7 separate regions of the Homo sapiens genome follow, and regions 1, 3, 4, 5, 6 and 7 are each linked to region 2. Evidence: chromatin contacts called from ENCODE Hi-C or POLR2A ChIA-PET data. All regions are on one chromosome and are shown on one strand. The core of a region is the stretch at or near the end of the contact, and the rest is flanking DNA. Distances in the headings are between cores, read along the strand shown.

The links. Hi-C counts contacts between places; a loop is a spot of excess contacts on that map. ChIA-PET counts read pairs that join two places held with the same protein, here RNA polymerase II (POLR2A). Pooled maps may share reads with other maps.
Region 1: a map of PC-9 shows a loop between it and region 2 (8-fold over the local background). The contact joins two enhancer-like sites. A Hi-C loop is called at or near these places in 4 of 168 maps with a recorded cell type or tissue (Calu3, PC-9, aorta and 1 more) and 7 of 50 pooled maps.
Region 3: a map of B cell shows a loop between it and region 2 (4-fold over the local background). The contact joins two enhancer-like sites. A Hi-C loop is called at or near these places in 1 of 168 maps with a recorded cell type or tissue (B cell), 16 of 37 single-sample maps with no recorded cell type and 12 of 50 pooled maps.
Region 4: a loop to region 2 is called in a pooled map, with 2.9 times the contacts of the local background. The contact joins two enhancer-like sites. A Hi-C loop is called at or near these places in 1 of 168 maps with a recorded cell type or tissue (naive thymus-derived CD4-positive, alpha-beta T cell) and 10 of 50 pooled maps. POLR2A ChIA-PET finds 5 or more read pairs at or near these places in 2 of 52 experiments (GM12878 and activated T-cell).
Region 5: a map of B cell shows a loop between it and region 2 (6-fold over the local background). The contact joins the promoter of LINC02777 here to the enhancer-like site in region 2. A Hi-C loop is called at or near these places in 22 of 168 maps with a recorded cell type or tissue (B cell, CD14-positive monocyte, IMR-90 and 12 more), 14 of 37 single-sample maps with no recorded cell type and 35 of 50 pooled maps. POLR2A ChIA-PET finds 5 or more read pairs at or near these places in 2 of 52 experiments (A549 and RWPE1).
Region 6: a loop to region 2 is called in a map of naive thymus-derived CD4-positive, alpha-beta T cell, with 4 times the contacts of the local background. The contact joins two enhancer-like sites. A Hi-C loop is called at or near these places in 73 of 168 maps with a recorded cell type or tissue (B cell, CD14-positive monocyte, CD4-positive, alpha-beta T cell and 51 more), 37 of 37 single-sample maps with no recorded cell type and 47 of 50 pooled maps. POLR2A ChIA-PET finds 5 or more read pairs at or near these places in 6 of 52 experiments (AG04450, MCF 10A, T-cell and 3 more).
Region 7: a pooled map shows a loop between it and region 2 (7-fold over the local background). The contact joins two enhancer-like sites. A Hi-C loop is called at or near these places in 4 of 168 maps with a recorded cell type or tissue (PC-3, PC-9, ascending aorta and 1 more), 5 of 37 single-sample maps with no recorded cell type and 14 of 50 pooled maps. POLR2A ChIA-PET finds 5 or more read pairs at or near these places in 2 of 52 experiments (activated CD4-positive, alpha-beta T cell and activated T-cell).

Annotation. Positions count from the first base shown.
Region 1 is chr1:58,873,533-58,876,688 of GRCh38, forward strand. The region is part of intron 1 of JUN-DT (JUN divergent transcript); the gene reads left to right. Among named protein-coding and RNA genes, the nearest start is that of LINC02777, 29 kb to the right of the region's middle. Within about 2 kb of position 1,464, at least 17 of the 41 ENCODE cell types and tissues checked have a DNase peak (open chromatin) inside an H3K27ac peak, as active enhancers do.
Region 2 is chr1:59,695,847-59,699,009 of GRCh38, forward strand. All of the region lies in intron 14 of FGGY (FGGY carbohydrate kinase domain containing), which reads left to right. Among named protein-coding and RNA genes, the nearest start is that of MIR4711, 36 kb to the right of the region's middle. Within about 2 kb of position 1,430, at least 3 of the 41 ENCODE cell types and tissues checked have a DNase peak (open chromatin) inside an H3K27ac peak, as active enhancers do; they include B cell and CD14-positive monocyte, where a contact is called at or near this core.
Region 3 is chr1:59,007,330-59,010,053 of GRCh38, forward strand. No RefSeq gene overlaps it. Among named protein-coding and RNA genes, the nearest start is that of LINC01358, 12 kb to the right of the region's middle. RefSeq lists enhancers at 499-608, 879-928, 949-998, 1,039-1,108. Within about 2 kb of position 1,467, at least 6 of the 41 ENCODE cell types and tissues checked have a DNase peak (open chromatin) inside an H3K27ac peak, as active enhancers do; they include B cell, where a contact is called at or near this core.
Region 4 is chr1:58,847,996-58,850,864 of GRCh38, forward strand. The region is part of intron 1 of JUN-DT (JUN divergent transcript); the gene reads left to right. Among named protein-coding and RNA genes, the nearest start is that of LINC02777, 55 kb to the right of the region's middle. Within about 2 kb of position 1,261, at least 20 of the 41 ENCODE cell types and tissues checked have a DNase peak (open chromatin) inside an H3K27ac peak, as active enhancers do.
Region 5 is chr1:58,902,504-58,905,404 of GRCh38, forward strand. It overlaps LINC02777 (long intergenic non-protein coding RNA 2777), which reads right to left and starts at 1,635. Exons shown (of 5, transcript NR_183656.1): 1 at 1,065-1,635. RefSeq lists silencers at 1,029-1,418, 1,479-1,728.
Region 6 is chr1:58,754,155-58,756,967 of GRCh38, forward strand. All of the region lies in intron 6 of LOC112268263 (a long non-coding RNA gene), which reads left to right. Among named protein-coding and RNA genes, the nearest start is that of JUN, 28 kb to the right of the region's middle. RefSeq lists an enhancer at 848-2,047. Within about 2 kb of position 1,402, at least 28 of the 41 ENCODE cell types and tissues checked have a DNase peak (open chromatin) inside an H3K27ac peak, as active enhancers do; they include CD14-positive monocyte, where a contact is called at or near this core.
Region 7 is chr1:58,804,865-58,807,905 of GRCh38, forward strand. All of the region lies in intron 1 of JUN-DT (JUN divergent transcript), which reads left to right. Among named protein-coding and RNA genes, the nearest start is that of JUN-DT, 21 kb to the left of the region's middle. RefSeq lists a silencer at 33-327. Within about 2 kb of position 1,352, at least 7 of the 41 ENCODE cell types and tissues checked have a DNase peak (open chromatin) inside an H3K27ac peak, as active enhancers do.

The DNA.
Region 1 (3,156 bases), core at 214-2,713, 820 kb before region 2:
TCTCCTTGGCTTCCTCTCCTGCCAACCTCCCTATTCTGCTGCTGCTACAGCCATGCCTGCCTTCTGGCTGCTCTACAATGTGCCAACGTGTTCCCACCTCAGGGCCTCACGCCTTGCTCTTCCTCCTACCTGGACACTTTTCCACCATGGTATCCACAGGGCCAGCTCCTCACTTCTCCCCAGCCTCCTCAGAAAGTACTTCCCAGGCAATCTATATAAACTATTAATAGTATCAAGCAATGCTATCATCTCTACTCTGCTGACTTTTTTCTCCACTGTGCTTATCACTTCTTAATGTAGTCTGCGTTTATGTGTTTGTTAGCAGTCTGCTTCCTTCCCCTAGAACTTGAACTATTTAATGCAAATTTGTTTTATTCACTGCCTTTGACCCCAGTGTCTAGAACAATGTTGGCACCTAGCAGCTACTCAAGAAATATTTACTGAAAGAATAAGTTGGAAAATGTATGTTCGAATTCCTACTGCGACCTGGACAAATCACTTCACCTTTGTGCCTCAGTGTCTTCACTCTGAAGTGAAAACACCCATTCTTATCCTTCCAAATACAGCAGATGGTTAAGAAAGTCCAGTGAGGTATGGATCATGAAAGCATGTTATAATGAAGATATAATGTACACAATCAGTAAACGATCATGTCCAAAACTGATAAATTTATCTTGGGTACAAGAAGAATGTTATAAAAATGCATGGGCCCTTGATCATCTTTCAGGGCTTTCTTTAGAGTAGCCTGGTTTGAAGAAGAAGGGAAATAAACTTTTATAGTACAACAGATCTCACTGGGTGCCAGGCAGTGGGTACCTGGTATGATCCAACTTAATATTTAATACAGTTCTGCCTGATAGGCTATCTGAGTTCCCTGAGGGGAATAGCCTGGTGTTTTCAGCTTTGTAATCTCAGCATCTAGCTCAGAGTAGACATCAATATGAGTTTATTAAATTGGGCTTAATTGCATTTTTTGCTGAGGAAAAGACTCAGGGACAGTGAGCAACTTCCCTGAGGTTGCACAGGTGGTGTTACTGTTCTGTGCCAGAGCCAGACTCAGCACACCATGCTGCAAAAGCTCTGCAGAAAACAGGCAGGCACTCATTTTGGCTTAAAGTCTCTTAAAGCTTATCATGGGCAATTGGCAACAGTCTTTGCCCATACATCTTCCTCAGAGCAGGCAGTAGGCTGTGTGCAGCTGGCACAATAGCTTCTCTTTAATGCCCTTTGAAAGAATCCTGGAAAAGTCTTCAGTTTTAGGGGAGGGAAGGGTCCAGGAGAAAGCCTCCTCCCAAACAGGCTTGGCTTTGCGGCACCTCCCAAGTTTCGATGTGCAGTTTCAGGGTTTCACTATGGCCACTGTAGTTGCTATGGAAATAGAGCAACAAATATTTGCAGGCCGGTAACACCTTCCCCCAAGAAGCCTAGTCAAGAATGTTTGGGACAAGGCCCCTGCCCACCAGGCTGCTGTTGTTGCAGCTGAATGCTGCCTTTGTGATCAGCCTCCTGGCCTGCCACCAGGCTCCAAAGAAATGACTCGGCCCAGATCTTTCTAAATAGTGTTTGTGTTTTAGTTGTCCACAAAGGGGGTGGGGGCAGCTCGAAACAACTTTAAGGAAATCATCTGGCCTATGGCTGATTGTCAAGACAAAAATAATGCTAAGTCTCACTTTGCAAATACCATTCAGAGAGCCGTGCCAGGTTGCTGCGGGAATGATGCAAGTTGCCACTCACTGAGCACCAGCATGTGTGGGGAGCTCTGTTCTTACAGGGTCCTCACAGCAGCATGGCCAGATAAGTCTGGCTATCTTACAGATGAGAAAATGAATGTTCATGGACGACACATAAGTTACTTCAGTTCATTTAACTAGTAAGTGGTGGTGCAGTGCTGAGGTTGAAATGTCTGATCGTTTTAATTACTATCAGCATTATTGTAAAGCTCCCTAGATTTCAATCAGACAGCGACTGGCAACCTTTCAGAGCCTCTTACCTTGCACACTCTGATAAGAAAAAGAGATACAGTGAAATGGAGAAATTTGGCCCTCACTGAAAGTTAATTTTATTTGTTCATGGGAACTTGATATGCTTGCTTATCATTGCAGACCAGGCATTGTGCGATTTTACTGGAATGGAAAGGCCCATGGCTTCCCATCTGGCTCCAGTTCTGTTTGGGAGAAAGGAGGCAGTGAAGGAAATTTGACTTAACGGCAGGTGTTACTTTGAGGGTTAGAAAGGTACCATTGTCTCCTCTGCAATAAACTGCCAGGTTTTCACCTGCTGTCAAATTGCAAATTCACTTACCATTAAAATGTTGGGTCGTGACTTCATTAATTTAGTAAGTCTTTATTAAATGCCTACTGAGGGTCAAGCACTGGGCTGAGCACTGGGGATAGAGAAATGAATAATATTTGTTTAACAAGTATTTATTGAGTGTCTGCTCTGTGCTAGGTACTATGTAGGCCCTGGGGGTACCTCTTATTCCATCTCCTCAAGGGAATTGCTTGTGGATAAACCAAGTAAACGGACATTTGCCACAGAAAGGATGACTTCTTCACTTGTAAGTATAGGGTGCTAAGGGAGCACCCAGCAAGGACACTTAAATTAGTCTCAACCTGCCCGGTCCAACTTGGCAGCCACCCGCGGCTAGAGAACACATGAAATGTGACTGATCTGTGTTGTCAGGATAAAACACACACTAAATTTCAAAGTCTTAGTGTGAAAAATGGAATGTATTTATCTCATTAGTAATTTAAATTGGTTATAGGTTTAAATGATTTTGGTTATAGGTTGAAATGGCTATAGGTTGAAAAGATTTAGGATATTTTGGGTTAAATAACATATATTATCAAAATTAATTTTTCATGTGTCTCATGATGCTTTGTAAAGCCACTCAGCAACTCTGTGAGGTAGATATTGTTCTCGTTGCCATTTAAGTGATACACAATGGGCTTAGAGTGGTAAATGACTTGCCCAAGTTCACATGACTTAGGAAGGGTAATTCATTTGCCCAGAATCATATAATTGGACCTTCCTTCTGAGAAAGCCCATTGATGATTTGGTTTAGAAATTGGGCCTTTAATGGGAAGTTAGTTGTTTTCTCTCAATGTGTTTTAATGTTCTCTATAGAGGGCCCAGGAGTATGTCAGAAATGTGAAA
Region 2 (3,163 bases), core at 180-2,679:
ATATTATCCTGAGATGTCCCCCTCCCAACCATTTGATGTAGAAAGTCCTGTGGGTTTTTTTTTTATATATTACTTGTCAGAGAAAACTTTGAGCTTCTTCTTAGCAAAATAAAAACTTTCTAACCATATGTCAGTCTCCCAAGTCATTTTGGAAGTGTTGCCATCTATGAAATCTAAAAATCATGGAAGTTCTGTGTATGCAACTTTCTAGAACATATTCCTTCTAAAAGTGAGAGAAATATGAACCAGCACATTGCTGTGAGTTCTGCTGGTTCAAAATTGGATGAGTTGCTGAATTCCATGGGCACCAGCAGCCAAAAATGGAGATAAAATAAGATCAAGTGTCATCTTCCAAAATGTACAGACATACCACCAGTGACATTCAGGCATTCTACGTCCTGGTTTATAGACACCCTTTTTCTAAGTTTTAATAGATACTAGAAAAGTACCTAGCATTAAACCTGGGTTTTCATGAACATTTTTCCCTAGAAAATTTTAAAAAGAAAGAAAAGTTTTTTTCCCAGGACTTAAAGAAATATTTTATGACTAATCAATACTATAGGTAGTACTTGAGAAAAGAAAATAATTGTGAAGATAGGACCTGAATTACTAAAATGTGTGAAATAGTACGATAATATGTATAAAAGTGCCTCATGCATAAAAGGCCCCAGTAAATGCTTTCTTCCTCCCTGATTCACATGGTGAGCAAGTGGCGGGGGCCCAGGACTAAACCTCATAGCATCAGACTCCCAGTCCAGTGCTCCTTCCAAGAGGCCTTTCAATTGTTTTCTTTCTGTCTACCTACCTCACACTGTGTCCTTCATCTCTCTGTCTAGCCCCCAGGAAAAGTGCAGCAAGTGCAGGTATTTCTGAAATGACGAGTGGCTCGCAAAAAGGATCTGATGAGTGTTAATAGTAAGCAATGTGTACCTAAGAGTGTAGACACTATTAGCATTTGGAAAAATAGGAATCTGAACTGAGAACTGGAAGGGCCCTTAGAGATCATCCCACACAAACCCTCTTTTTACAGATGAGGAAGTTGAGACCCAGAAACGGGAAGTGCTTTGTGCATGGCCAGAGAGCTCGTTGCTGATCAAACCAGGACAAGCATCCATATGAAACACGCAAATGTAAAATTACATGAAAAAAAAAAACCCTTTACCTCCAGATGTACTGCTTTCCAGAAAAGTGGCGAGGAAATACCACAAAAATACCTTTACTTCAAAAAATTTGAAAATGTTGAAGGTCATGCTTCATATTGTGCCAGGCAAGAGAACATTGTACATAATTGTAAATCACCATTGGAGGAGGTGGTCCTGGTTGTATTCTTTTGTTTGTTTGTAATACACATAACATAAAATTTATCATCTTAACCATTTTTAAGTGTACGGTTTGGTGGTATTAAGTTCATTCACATTATTGTGCAACCATCACCACCATCCATCTCCGGAACTCTTTTCATCTTGCAAAACTGAAACTTTACCCGTTAAACAATAACTCTGCATTGCCCCCTCCCCCAACCCCTAGCAACCACCATTCTACTTTCTGTCTCTGTGAATTTAACTACTCTTTAGATACCTCATATAAGTGGAATCATACAGCATTTGTCTTTTGTTGACTGGCTAATTGCATTTAGCATAATGTTCTCAAGGTTTATCCATGCTGTAGCACGTATCAGAATTTCCTTCCTTCTTGGTTGTATTCTTAATGCAACATAGCTTGTTCTCTGTGATCTGCTGATTATAACCATCGTCGCTGTGAAGACTTTGGCGTGCTTAACATTTTTGTGACTTCTTTCCAGTGGGGGAAATAGATAGCTCAGTTGTGGACGATAGCAGCAATGGGAAGCAGTATTTGAGAAGAAATCAGACTCTCTTCTTCCAGTCTTTTGCAAGTAGGTGACACAAGAGGTAAACAGAATTGCATGCTGTGCCCCTCCACATCACCCCCTATTTTCTTTGTTTCTTCTGCCCAAGGCTTCAGTCAATCAGAGAAGCAATGAGAGTTGAAGATTTTAAAAGTGGGTTTTCAAATAAGACAAGCTTGGGTTCCAGTCCTACCTCTGAAACTTACTAAATATGTGATCTTGGGTAACGTGATTGAACTCTCTGAGCCTCAGTTCTGTAATCTGTACATAGAGATAATAATACTTTTATCAAAAAAGCATGTCTTTTTTTTCCTTCTGATTGATGAGATGCTTTCTGTATTTTTTCTGGATTTAAACATAGTTTCCAAAGTTAAAATATTAATAGTACTTTTCCCTGTCCCATTGGGTTGTTTAGAAATGTAATGTGATATATGACATTTTGGCCTCTCTGAGATGTCTTGTTCCAGCCCAAAGATTATTAGGGAACCTCATGTCATTTGAAAGGGGAGAAAGATAATTTATTGATAAGGTTCTGCATGTCATATGTATCATTTTTTTCTCATCAAAAACACTGAGTAGAACTCTATTATGATACTTGGTCCTTTACTTCATACTTTTCTATCTTCCCAGCTAGTCAGAACCATGCCCACCCCGCAGTTCCCACCCCTTGGTCAGTACCTAGCATTATGCCCAGAAAAACTACAGATGCTTCTTCACACTCCCCTCCAACCCCCACACCCCCATTACCAAAGTGTTTCTATAATGCTCTGGGAATCAGCATCTCAATTCCCCCATGGCCTCATGGTTAAACATACCATTCATTCGACCTCTCAACTGTGACAAAGAAGGAAGCCTGGGTGTAGAAACTGATTTCAGCTCCCCTCTGAAGTTGGGCGTCTCTCTTTGCTGACCACTTGGGAATTTTTTTTTCTTGCTTCTGACCCACCTCTCCCCTTTCTTTTGATAAACAGGACAGCTGTCCCCAAAGGGATGAATCCATTACCTTTCACCAGAGTTGAGTTCGTTTTCCATTTCATCTTTCTGCTTAAAGAGAAAGCCCTTTAAAAGCGCAGCGCATACATTGAGTGCGTGTACTTAATTTTTAATATGTGTGTGCCCACAGCCAAGAGAACAGAGAACCTTAAATAATAATGAAACTGAATTGTACATGTCGTATGTTTTATGTGGCACTGATTCCTAAATATGCTCCTAGCAGCCAGGTATTATTTAATACATCCCCATTAATCAAGCTGCCAAATCTAAATGAAAACCATGTTTAAATATGTTTAATAAGAT
Region 3 (2,724 bases), core at 217-2,716, 690 kb before region 2:
TAGTCATGCTGAGAACTTACCCGATACCAATTACCATTTATTGAGTACCTACTGTGTACTTGGGGCTTCAAATGCATTTTTTTTTCCATTTAATTTTCACCACAGCTCCATGAGTTATGGACCATTTATATCCATTTCAGGAATCCCAAAAACAAGGCAGGCATACATTTAACATAGATGTTAAGTAACTTGCCCAAAATTATATAAGCCTTTTGTCCAGAGTTACACAGTTAGTCAGGAGCAAAGTTAAAATTCACACCCAGGTCTCTGGACTCTAAAACTCATCCTCTTTCTGTTGCTCTGCGGTCACTGAGTCAATTCTTATAAATGCTTAATTTGTCAGACTCTGGAAAACCAGTAACGGTAGCAGTAGTAAAATCTCTAGAGGAAGAGGGGATAGGGTATTCCGTGGAGGCTATAGGTCTTCTTGAGGAATGGTGGATCTTTAAGTAAAAGTTCCAGAACTTTGCCATTCCTGCATTGGTGGAAAACGCAATGGCAGGTGATTCACCAAAATATCCCTTGCTTCACAATGTGCAGTTCCTCTGTGGAGGGGAACTTAGCCCTTACTGAGTTCAGAAAGAAGAAGAAACTCATCCATCCAAGACCCACAGCAGAAAGCATAAGGGTTTATTTATAGAGAAGAATTTTATTATTTTTAAAAATCACTTGTGGGCTTCTGCACCAAAGCGTAGGAAAAAGCATGTGTTGGTTGCCAAGGGTCAAGGGAAACCACCTTGTTTTCTTGACAGCGCTGTGGCTGAAACAGCCCTTCCCAAAAACAATACGTTGGGGGAAGAAAGGCAAAACCAGTGGGAGGCCTGAAAATGCTGTGGTTTGCTTTTTATTTTATTTTTTTCCAGTGTCTTTGGGGCTGAAAAAGGCAGTGGAATGAATTCCACAACTAGTTTAAAATGCAGTGCCTCTTGCACTGGGAGCTCCGGGGGCTGCCCTCACATGACTCATGCCTTCCCCAACTCACCTCAGACCTCTCGTCCAGGCCCATCTGTCAAGGATAATAACAACAACACAGAAGTGATGCTGCCTTCACCTCCACCGTAGACTGCAGCGGCTCTTTCTGTTTCCTAAAACTCTTTCATAGTCTAACAAAAATGGCTGCCTTTCTCCTAAGTGCCAGGCTCCTTACTCTTAGGATTTTATCTCATCTGAACCACAACCTTTTGGAGACATCATTGTTATGCTCATTTGACAGATGAAGGAAGCCAGGCTCAGATGATTAAATACCATGCCCCAAATCACACAGCAAGGAGACAAGCTGAGATGTGAAGTCGGTGGTCTTATGCTTCAGAACAGTTCTGGGAATTCGCATTGTCTTCTCATTTTCCGAGGAGGAAACCAAAGTAGAGAGGTGGAGAGGATACTACAGACCAGGGCTCAGGGTGGCCCAGGCAGTGCTATCTCCAGGCACATGGTTCTGTCTCCTGAGGCTGTGACTCATGACGGTGCCAGACCATCAGCTAGACAAACCGCCACCCACTGGGCCACTCCAGCCAATTGCAAACCTTTGGCTTCAGAACCAAACATGTGTCCACATTGGCTCGGATATATCCACAGCCTTGCCTTGTAATGCCATCGGGCCCTCTGTATATTTTAAAAGCAGATGCCTCAGACCTCCAAAAGGCCAAGGGTTGCTTCTCGAATCTGACCTAAAAGGGCCTAACCTCAAGGACAGATCTGAATTCACCTGACATACAGCCCCAGGAGGAATCACAGAGAAAATGCTCTTACCTGGAACACCTCTACACAGACTGTTGCTGTCCTGCATGCTGCTTGCATTGAACTATGTCATTCACCAGCTGTGTGTCCCCAGACAAGGTACTGAACCTCTCTGAGCCTCACTTTCTTCAGAGGACCAGTTTAAGTTTTCACAGTCAGGAATTCATTCCTTCTAAAAACCTGTGCTAAGGAGACATGGCAAGGTGTTCTGGGCCTACAGAGACATGGGCAGAACTGGGGCAGAAGAGCAAAATGGATACTAAAGCTCTAAACCTGCCCACCAAGGTTCATAGTTTATTTTAAATTGGGGCTGTTTTGTGCCATTGCAAAGGAGGGTGAATATGCTTACAGTTATAAAATTCTGCTCTTCTTTCACAGAATTTCAGAGTAGATGGGTTGGTACAAGCTATCTTGTCTGACCACCTCCACATGGTATAGAGATTAAGGCCAGGAAAGGGAAGCCCTGGCTTGACACCTCACAAGGGCTTGAACCCAGACACAGTGCTCTTTCCAATGAGGGTCACTGCCAATCTAAAGAATTCTCTCATCTGCATATTGGACTAGGAACCTCTAACTCATAGCACTTTTCTGAGGATAATAAGAAAAAAGGGATAGGAAAATGTTTTGTACACAAATGCAGTACATGTCTGACAAGAGGTATTATTAATTTCAAATAGTCATGTGATGCTTCTTCAGTGACGCTGAAGAAGGGACCTGTGGCAGGGCTTCTAGGAGGTATGGCTCAACAAGTGTGCTTTAATTTGTCTTTAGTCAGTATACTGACATTATTTAGAAAGTTTAATCAACGTTGAAGGTAGAGAATATCTGATTTGTTTGTCAAAATGAGTGCCTGCATGTTGAAAGTTATGGTTTACCAAGAGTCCCCAACCTGTATGTCTATAGGAACCTGGAGATTAAAGCCTGAAAGTGAGTGGTAAGAATTAAAATCTACCTCCTTCATTATGTTGATGGCTATTTTTTTTTTTT
Region 4 (2,869 bases), core at 11-2,510, 850 kb before region 2:
AGAGATCAAGTGAGTTTTTTGCTCCCTTGCCCCATACTGAGATTGTAGTATATGAGGAAAATGGCAGTTATAATAAAAATACTAATTACCACATTTAGAGCCTTGTTTAAATATAGTAAACAATATATTTTTGATCAAAAACAGCCTCTTAAAATTTATCAATAACTTTTTATATAATGGCTTATTTGATGGAAATGGTAATAATGATAATAATAACCATGAACCTACTGAATATGAAATATATTAATAAACCATCTTAAAATGTTATTTACTCTTCACAACAATGAGAAAAATGTGTATTATTTTCTCTGGTTTACAGATGAGGAAGCAGGTTCATATGTTATCTCATTTAATTTTTGTCATAACCCTTGAGGTTGGTTCTCTTACGATCCACAAAACATGAGGAAATTGAAGCTCACAGAGGATAAGACATTTGCTCAAGCTCACACAGCAAATCAGAGGCAGAGCTGGGACTCGAACCCAGATCTTTTTGACTCAAAAGCCTGGATTTTGAATTGCTGTGCTGCAGTTCTCAAAGTAACCCATAATGTAGGCAAATATCATCCCCATTTTGCAATGGGGAAACTGAGGTAGTTAGAGAACTGGCTTACCTAATATTCTCCTAGCTCTACTGTACACTCTGGAGACCAAAATGTTTAGTAGTTGCACATAAGGGCTTTGGAGCTGGCTTGCACTTTGCACAGTGATGGGACCAGGTGAGCTCTCAATAAATGATAGCTGTTGTCATTTTCAGCATGGGAGTTCGGCAGCCCACAACCTGGGCACAGACCTGATACCTGCGTCCTTGACTATCTGTTCTGTTTTTGTGCAGACTTGTGCTTGGACCGCAGGAATTTTCTATCATCTGCATGCAATGCCTACTGATGACACACTATCACAATAAAGGCCACCTGAGTCTATGCAGGGGAAAGCTTCCTTCGTGGGAGGCCTATCTGAATGGATGTGGCCTGCAGGAGGCCCTTGGAGCAGAGGCTCAGCCTCTGACTCACACTGAGCTGTCCCCCATCCGGTTAAGGCCAGCCCAGGAGCCGCCCACCTCTCCTGCACCCGCTGCCTTCTTGGCACAGACCTCTGGCTGCAGCCTTTGGGCTCCAGGCTGCAGAATTACTCACTCGCAGATTCTTCCTTTGGCATCTGCCAGGATCCAGGAAGAGGGCTTTGTAGTCTCTCTGTCTCACTTAGCTTTTTCCCTGCCTCCTTTATCAGTTGAATTGCTAAAGCCAAAGCTGAATTTCTCTCCCATTTCCTCCAAGGACCAGTATCCGGTAGGAATCATCTCTGCACTTGGGAGGCTAGGGAGAAGTCAAACACCAGGTCTGGCTCTTTGCCCCTGGAGGAAGAGTTAGTCACTTGGTTACTGCCGGCTGAAATCGACTGGAGATGTCACAGGGAGAAAATGCTTTCCTATGAGTTAGTGGAGCATGGTCTCCACAAAAATTGCCTTTTTACTGAACAGAGAAAGTGGCAAACTGATGTCCTCTTCACAGAGTTCTGACTTTAGTCCTCTAGCTGCAGCCATTAGCAATTCCTTTCCATCCAGTGCATAGAAGTCACAGGAGGCATGTCACAAAAATGGGGAGTAGGGAGGAGAAAAATTAGATGTGTACACACATGATCTCATTTTGTCACCACAGCAACCTAATTGTCATTATCCTGATTTTTTAAAAGGTAAAACTTGAGGTGGTGAATGCTTGTCCAAGATCATGGAGTTGGTGACTGGCAGAGCCGACATATGGACCCAAGTCCTTTCAATGCCAAATCCACTGTAGGGGAAATGGCCCTTCTGTCTCTTTCTCTCCCTCTGTCTCCCCTTTTCCTCTTGATTCCATGTGTCACCTTCCCCACTCCCAGTCTCGAAGGGGTCAGAGGATTATATGACACAACACAATGCCTTGCATACAGTACTTGCTCAATAAATGCACATTAAATTTGAATTGCTATGCCATGCCTTTTATGAACATTTGCATTTTCAAAAAGGACTCTTAGAAAAGATAATACTTAATACCAAGGACTAAATGGTGAATTTCCAGCACAGGAGATCTCTAGTGGGATGTTTATTTCCTCCATCCCTTCTTCCTCTCCCTCTTCCTTCCTTCCTTCCTTCTTCTCGTGTTCTCTCCTTCAGAACAAACACCAACACTATCCTAACTACTTTATAAATATTTACTTATTTAATCCTCATTACCACTGTGTGATGTAGATACCATTATTGTTAGCAATATCCCATTTTGGAAATAAGTAAATGGGCATAGAGTGGCTTAGTTATCTGCCCAGAAACACACAACTTATAATAGGCAGAGCAGGAGTTTGAAGGTGGGCACTTGGCCTCTTTAACCATTGCTGGTATCCCTGTCCAGGCACAGATAGCTTCCTGGAGCCATTTCCATCTCTCACATGAACTTGACATTGCAATTTACAAGGTTTGTTCAAATAGGGTCTCATTCTATTTGATTCTCACCACCATTTGTGAAGTCTGGACTTTGCTTCCTATTTACAATAGAGAAAGCCCAAGCTTGGAGAATTTAAGTGACTTGCATAAGGTCACACAACTGCTATGTTAGCAGAGCTTGGGAGCCAAACCATTTTATGGTCCCCTAATTTCTATGAATGAAGCTGGTGCTGAAGAATTAGAACTGGCCAGAACAACACTTTGAGCAGGAAGAAAGTGCTCATTGTGATAATTTATTTTTTCTTGAAAGTTGGATAGAGAAAAATATATGTGTGTGTGTGTGTGTGTGTGTGTGTGTGTAATAGTCATAAAAGTATTTCTCAGAACTTGAGGTTTTAATAAAATGTGAAAAACATTTTTACCAGCACCCTCTTTTCCCTCCTGGTTTTTAGGTACTGC
Region 5 (2,901 bases), core at 385-2,884, 790 kb before region 2:
AATTATACAGTTCCATTTTTTTTTTTTGAGACAGAATCTTACTCTGTCCCCCAGGCTGGAATGCAGTGGCATGATCTTAGCTCACTGAAACCTCTGCTCCCGGGTCCAAAGGATTCTTGTGCCTCAGCCACCTGAATAGCTGAGATTACAGGAGTGCGCCACCACGCTCGGCTAATTTTTGTATTTTTAGTAGAGATGGGGTTTCACCATGTTGGTCAGGCTGGTCTTGAACTCATGGACTCTTCTCTATCACAATATATTCTAAGGCAGGCAGCGATCTGCCTGCCTCGGCCTCCCAAAGTGTTGGGATTACCGATGTGAGCCACCGTGCCAGGCTTCTATTTGCTTTTGCTTTTGATACACCCATATCTGCTCATTGTAGGAATATTGGGTGCCTTCAGCTCAGCTGGATTCTCTTGGCTTCAGTGTCAGTATTTGAATTCTTGTTCATTTTCTGCTTTCCCTCCCCAGACTGGTAAGTCCATGAGGACAGAGTCCTTGTCTATCCGCCAGACCACCAGTGTCCAGCACAGTGCCTGGCACACAGTAGGTATTCAATAATTGTTTAATGAACTCTGGGGCTTTGATTAATAATTTAGTTAGAGAGTAAATTAATTGTGAGTTAAATCTAGTTTGGTCAACAACATACTTTACACTGTGCAGTCAGTGGGGCAGGAGGGAATCACAGAAGGGTCTTTGAAGATGAAAAGTGCAGGGACTATTGGCCTAGATCAGTGGTTTACACATGAAGCTGTACTTTTAGACGAGCTTGCCTTCCGGGATTTCGATCCCTGGTCTGAGGTGCTGTTTGAGCTTCCCAGGTGATTCTGAAGTCACCAGATCGGTATTGAGGGATGCCAAATTTGGGGGACTTCCTGTTCTAACGTATTTCTTTTTGTCCCCCGAACTCATTCAACTTGTGCCTGAACGGTCTCAGCAATGGGAGCTCATTATTTCACAAGGCGAGCTGCCCAACCCAGCGTAACCACAACGACAACAATCACAGTGACACCATGTAGGGACCATACATTGAGCATTTCTTAGGTGTCAGGTACCGTACATACATGCTGCTCACTCCAAAGGCGAGGTGGGTAGTACTTGTCTGCATATGACAGCTAAAGAAACTGCAACTCCGACGTTGGTGGCGCTGGGAGTCTCAGTGGCGGCGGGGCGGGGCAGGGCCGGGACCGAGGCCACGTCCCGCCCGCCGCCCGGCTTCCCGCCCATGGGCCTCGGCAGTGCCCGCGGGAGGAGCGGGTGGAGGGAGCCGCTCGCCACGTCAGCGCACGCCCGCCCCGGCGCTCCGCCCGGCCCTCCTGGGCCTCCCCATAGAAGGTTAACCCGGGCCGGATCCCACGAGGACTGGTGGGGGCCGGGCGGCCCGTGATTTCAGTTTCCGAAGAGTCCGGCCCTGCGCAAAGGCGGGCAGGGAGGAGGAGTTCGGGAAGCCTTCCCGACAGTCTGTAGATGAAATGAACGCGCCCCGCCTGAGCGCCACTCGGGGAGCGCGCCGAGCCAGTGCAGCACCGCGGCCTCCCGGCCCGCCAGGCTGAGGGTTTCCGCGGGCCCTGACCCTGCTGGCCCCCACCGGGCCAGTGAAAGCAGCAGGCTTTATGCGGCTGTCGGGCTCGGGGCGAGGAGCCGGCTCCACCCTCCCAGTCTGGGCCCATCCTCCGGCCTCGGCCAGCCCCTTCCCTCCCTCTCTTTGGCGTTCGCGTTCCCTCGGCCTAGCAGACCTCTTAGAATGTTTGTTTTCCTTCTGAGAAAGAGCGGAGGGACGTGGCCAAGACCAACATGAACTGCAAACACGGGACATCCTCTGTGTGGGGGGACATTTTTCTGGGACCAACAGACCTGGGTCTGAATACCCATCCTGCCGCTTCCTCGCTGGGTGACCTTTGTATATCTTTCTCCATCTCTCTCAGCCTCATTATCCTCATCTGTAAAATGGGGATAATGACGCCTTACCTATCTTTAAGATACATTCTGAGGATTAGATTGGATAAATACGGATCATACATTTTAAGCACTTAGTGCTGTCAATGGCAATTAACATTATTATTCATTATATTGTTATTATGAATGACTGATAATGACACTCAAGATTATTAATGCTACTGTGTCAAAAATATGCTCAATTAAATTTATTTTTAGTGAGTGAAATAGTTTTATGAAAGGTAAATAAAGAGGAATAATACTGGGTCGGGAAGTATATACACGTTATCTCATTTAATATTCAAACAGCTTCAGAAGGTGGGTGTTATCATCCCCATTCTGCAGATGAGAAAGTTGAGGCTCTTGGAGGTTCATTAACTTGCCCACCTCACACACTTCAAGCCTAATGTCCTGCCCTCCCTCTCTCACTGACTTCCTTGACTGCATCCCTTAAGCTCCAGTCCCTTTCTACCTGCCTGCCTCAGCAAAGACTCGTCCATCTGCAGAGAAACCTGGAGGAAAGTGAGTCAGCTCTGGAAACTGGATAAAGCTCACCTCCTCCAGGCAGCTTTCCTGATTCTCTCCCTCCTCCCCCTGTAAAATTAATCCTTCCTTCCTTTCTTCTCTTGGTGCCCATAGTATGAGGTTGCACACACTTATTGCAGGTTGTGTCTCCCACCTGGGGAGTATGCCTGTCTAAGGCAGACGCCACATACTTTTTCACTCTTGAAGGGTCAATATGGTGTTGTGGTTAAGGGCACAGGCTTAGGAGCCCAACTGTCCAGTTTCAGATCTTGGCTTTACTACCTACTGGTTGTGAGCCTTAACCAAGTGACTTAACCCCTTTCAGCCTCACTGTCCTTATCTACAACATGGAGATTGACAATAAGATCAGCCTTGTGGGGTTGCTATAAGGATTGAATGAGTTAAGATATAGAAAGCAATTTGAACCTCTAAGTAATCAGA
Region 6 (2,813 bases), core at 152-2,651, 940 kb before region 2:
TTAGGCCTGTTTTCCCACCTATAACATGAGGGATTGCATTATAATAATCTCAGCATTCTTCTCCAGCTCTAAATTTATGATGAGTCACCCAACAGTGCCATGCAGTGAAAATAGCCCTAAGGCCCTAAGATGTAATTTCAGAGAGTGACTGTGGTTCAAAGATGAAAAACTGAGTGTTAATTGCCCCTTCTCCTGTGCTCCCATGGTCCTAGGGCAGGGTGCTGCTGTAGTGCACATTCTGCTGTGCATGCTGAGAAGCTGGCTCCGGGTCTGCACCAGCAGAAAGGTCTGTGCTTATGGAGGGTGAGCACTGTGTCCTGTGCACTGCCACGTGACTGTTTTTGTAGGCCTTTCTTCCCATCAGACCATGACTACTTTGATGGCAGGGACCATGTCTTATTTATCCTTCTGCCTTAGTGCCTGCCGCTGAGTAGTCTGTAGATGTTTACAGAGTGAAGGAATCAATGAATAATGACTGAGTGAGAAAACTATACTTTTTCAGGGTCAATAAAGGAAATAGCACAAGAGAATCTCCCCTGATAAACTTGTCAAAGTGATCCCAGAATTAAACATTCAGGCTGGAGAGGTTATTAGTGACTTGCTTAAGGCCACATTGTTTAAAAGCAGCAAAGCTAGGACTCCTTTCCTCTCTCCTTTTCTTTCTTTTATTCAGTACCCCAAAAGGGTGTTTGGCTCCAGCATTGAACACAGGTGACTTTGAATAACAATTTATCGGAACAAGATGAATTTTGAAGCAGGTAGGAGGGTGGCTTTTGAGTCTGACAGATGTGGGTTCAAATCCTCTGGGGCCGCTGACTATCAGTGTGATCTATGGCAACTTAACCTCCCGGAAGCTCAGTTTCCTCGTGTGAAAAGTAGAAGTGATAACATCTCCACCATCTCCCTTGCAGGCTGCTTCTGTGGGGTCATTTGAAGGCTTATGGTTAACCCAGATAAGAGGTAGGATGGGAGTTTCTAACACAAGTCTCTTACTGTCCTGCACGATTTGTTGCTTCAGAGAAATGGGGTCTTCTCTATCTTTTTTGAAATTCCATTGTTGGCTTAGACAATGAGTAGCCTTCTGTGTATGTGATGTACATTCTCCCCCAGACCTACTGTTATGTATTTTCCAGCCTACTGAGGTAGTCCAGGCCCATTCACTATACACATCAGTGTGTGCTGGCTTGTGTTTTTACCCTTTCTGCAGCTACAGCCTGAACTAAGACTGGGTCCTTGCAGCTCTCCAACACATGATTGCTGCCTGCCAGAACCACAGACCTTTCTCGGGACTGGCACGAATTTCAGCCAACAGAGCCTGCACAGAAACACATGGAAAAGGCTTCCGGTGGAGCTTACTGTGAGTCACAGACAGCCATAGTTGCACTGGATAGAGAGCTGGCAGATGCCATCAGCATATGCCCTTAGAAACTTTGGTTGTTTTGTGGCCTGGAGAAGAGCCCAGAATTATGGAGCCTAAGAGGCAGCACCTCTGCTTTCTGAAGAGGAAGCCGTAGTGCCGTGGACTTCACCACGTGCACAGTGGCTGCATCCAGACCTGAATGCCCCTCTCATTACTCACCGGAAGTGAGCTTTGAACACTTCACACAGGAAGATGACTCGCTCCTCCAACAAGATGCAGAAAGTCTTTCCAAGCAAATGACTTGAAGTGTTTAAATATTCTGTTTCTTAGTCTGCTTTTTTTCTGTTAAATCCTTCAGCTTGAATGAGCACCTTTATCTGCAAATTGATCTGGTTGTAGCATCCCTTGACCATGTAGGTGGATTTTTAATTTGTACTTAAGGCCAGTTACAATATGCCATCTGCAACTCTGCTCCCTTTATGCTCCTGTAGCACTGCTATAGAGAGGAAGGGTTTGTCGTAGCAATGGGAAATAAAACAATGAGCATACAACTTTTACAATTGGAAATGAAGAAGCATAAAAAAAAATAACGGCTGATATTTGTTATCGGTCAGGCCTGAGTATGAGAATTATGGGTCTCTAACATGCCTGAATTAGCAAGAGGATGAAATTGCAAGAAGGCAGGCTGGAGAACAACCTCTTGACCCCACTCAGCATTTTGGAGCATGGCAGCTTAACAGATCCAACACAGAAAACAAGGGAATGGGTTAGTCTGGTGCTCATTCTCAAAGGTAGATGTGTCTGAAGTGAGAACTCTTGTTTGCATTCTCTGGAACCAAGTAGGGATCTGTCATCTTTTGGGAAGATCTGTCCTTCCTCAGCAGGTGTCCCATCAGCAAGGACAAAATCTGGAACCCAGATTCCAGGGAAAGAAACTAAGAAGAGCTAGGCATGGATCCAGGCCATTCAACAATAGGCTAGGGACAACAGCAGGCTCTGAGCTCAGGGAAGGGACGCTTGGGCAGAAACTAGTCTTACGGGATTGGGGAAGGTAGCACAGTATCACAGGGAGAGCATGTCTTTGGACTTGAAGAGACATAGATTATAATCCCAGTTTTGGTGCTTACTAGCTATGTGATTGCAGGTAGGTCAGTTTCCTTCATGGGACTCATCTGCAAAATAATTCTTACAGAGGCATCATAATACCCAAGATCATAGTCAAATAAACTTGGAATAGAAACTCTGGCCCATCATTTATGAACCATTAGTTCCTTAACTTTTGTCCTAACCTTCCTTAAGCCTCAGTTTTCCTATCTGTAAAAAGGAGATAAGATTACTTATCTTAGATCTAGTGTGAGGATTAATTGAAACATTGCAAGTACAATACTCAGCATAAGGCTCAGAACACAGAACACATTCCATAAATGGTGCTATGATTGGTCCTGGGATATTG
Region 7 (3,041 bases), core at 102-2,601, 890 kb before region 2:
CTTCTATCTACTGTGATTGAAGCCCTCTGTCCAGGTCACCAGCCATTGTCTCCTGGATTGTGGCAGCAGCTTTCTAACTTGTCTCCTTGCCTCTATCTGTCCCTGTTGTTTCATTCTCCATGCAGGGCAGTCCTTCTGTAACCTGAACCAGACCTTGCTGCTCCTCTGTGCCACTCCCTCCGGTGGCTTCTCATCACCATGGCCTGCAAGGCTCTGTGTGACCTGTCTTCTGGCACTCCCTGACCTCCCTCTTAGCTCAGTCTGCTCCAGCCTCAAAGGCCTTCTGGCTGTTACTGGAACATTCAAGCACATTCTTGCTTTGGGTCTTTTATAAATATATACATCTGTCTGTGTGTATATATATATATACACACACACACACACACACACAAAAACACACACATACACACACATATATACACACACACATACACACACACACATATATAGTTCTCTCTTCCTCCAGATATCTGTAGGCTTCATCCTCTCACTTCCTTAGGCCTCTGCCCACATGGCACCATATCAGAAAGGCCTTCCCTGATGACTTAATATTAAAAAAAAAAACCCAAGCACTCCCAGTCCTCCGTTTTAGTTTTCCTCTTTTCTCTTATCAGTGGCATATTAGACACTTATTCATTTACTTATTTATTTTCTCTCTCCCCTGAGCAGCACGTGACCTCTATAAGAGCAGACTTGGTTTTGTTTTCTGCTGTGTCCCCAGAACCTGGAGCACAGTAAGTGCTCAATAAATATTTGCTGGATTTTGTGAATGTGTGTGTCCCCTTTATGAAATGGCACGGAAGAGCCTGCACTGACGCTCCAGGTGATTTGGGGCCTGAATGGGTCACTGATCAACTTTTATCTTAACCAGACCAGGGTGATGAGGAGAATTAGGTGGCTGCTCAGGGGCCCTTCACACACATACCTTTGGGACCAACGCTGTTTCGTCTGCAGCAATGGCGTGCCTGGCTTTCATGCTTGTGGTTTGTACCATAGTTGTGATGTTGTCTAGAATTCCCATGGCAGCTTTACAATATGATTAATTTTGCTCATATAGATACATATCGATTACGGATAAAGATGACTCAAGGTTTAAATTTAGCCCCACCACAACAAATTGAAAGTCACAGGTGTGCTACCTAATTGCTCCCAGACTATGAAAACAAAAGCACAATGTCTGCCAGCACTGAATCACTCTTCTCCACCCTTTTTCTCCCTTCCCTTCATGTTCTCTGTCTTAATTCTGTTCATGTCGTAAACCGTGGTAGCTTAGAAAAGTGAAAAATAACATCCGGAGTCCAAAGTTCCAGTCCTGACACCACCACTTGTTTACTGTGAGATCTCAAGCATGTTACCCCACCTCCCTGAGCTTCAGTTTCCTCTTTTGTAGAATAGACCTACTTGAAAACAGGTGCTCAATAACGTGTTGAATGAAAGATGCCTAAGTGAGACAGCATGGGTAGAATGTCTAGCCCAGGGTGAGCACTCAATAGATGCTAGTCACCGGCCATGCTAACTGATGCACCTGACTGTGCTGTCTTCATGAACTTTCTTTGGCTTTGGTTAACCATTAGGATAGGCAACCCAGCTGAAAACAGAGGATGGCTCATGACAAGGCCTTTCCTAATCAGTCTCTCACAAGGGCTTTTATGGAGGCCCTACTATGCGTACAGCAAGGTGGAAGATTCAGGGGTGGGTGGAGCATCAAGCCAGCGAGAGGCATAGTTACTGCTGCTATTGGTGCCCTGTGGCTGCTGTAACAAATGACCACAAGCTTTGTAGCTTAAAGCCACAGAAATGTATTCGCTCACAGTTCTAGAGGGCAAAGCATTTGAAATCAAAATGTTGGCAGGGCCACGCTCCCTCCAAGGGCCCTAAGGAAGAATCCACTCTCTGCCTTTTGCAGCTTCTGGCGACTCCTGGTGTTGCTTGGCTTGTGGAAGCACAGCTCCGTTCCGCGCCTCTGTCTTCACATGATCTTCCCTACTGTGTGTCTCTGTGTCTCAAATCTCCCTCACCTTTCTCTAATAAGGAAACCAATCATTGGATTTAGGGTCTACCCTAAATTCAAAATGTTTTCATCTTGAGATCCTTAACTTAATTACATCTGCAAGGACCCTATTTCTAAATAAGTTCACATTCATAAGTGTTGGGGTTTGGGGTTTAGGGTTTTGACATCTTTTTTGGGGTCCCAATTTAACCCAGCTACAGTGGCCTCCAGGAATTTCAGATTAGGGAAAGGAAGAGCACACACAGATGAACAAAAAAAGTTTCAAGTAGAGTTTGTAAGACAAATCTTATTTGAAGGTGGTTAGTAGGGGGTTGATCCATTAATTTTTTGATCCAGAAATATTCACTGAGCCCCTGCTATGCTGGGTGCTGGAGATAGAAATGAGGAAGCACAGTCTCTGCCTTCAAGGAGTTCACAGACTGCTTCAATGAACAGAGAAATGGACATTTATTGTTGAGCATGGTAGGAGCTGTGGTAGAAGTAGACCCCTGATGCGATGGGCATTAGCAGGTCTGAGTTACAACCTCGGGGCTGGTGTTCAGAGAGGGCTTTCTGCAGGAAGTATTATCCCTTCCAAGGCCTAAAGGTTGAGGGAGTAGGAGCTGGCCAGGCCCAAGCGGGAATGGTTCTAGGAAGAAGGAATGGAGGAAAGACAGGCTGGCCTGTATAGGTTCTGCACTATGTAGGGGGCTGGAGAGGTGCACAAGGGATCAGATTGAATGGGATGCTGAAAACCACAGAAAGCTATGGAGAGCCATAGAAAGACTGTAGGGAGGGGAGTGACATGACTAGATCTGTATGTTAAAAATAAAAATTGGAGAAGGTCTTTTGAGAAAAGTGATTTTCTAATAGAATTTTATTTGATCCTTTTTTTAAAAAAAGAAGCATAACATATATACAGAAATGCATACAAGTCATAAGAGGTGCATTTTGATGAATGATTACAAAGTGAATAGCCCTGTGTATATACTGCTTAGGTTTTCCAGATGTATAGGTTGTCAGAGTACAGGCAGAATAGAGGAGAGATGGC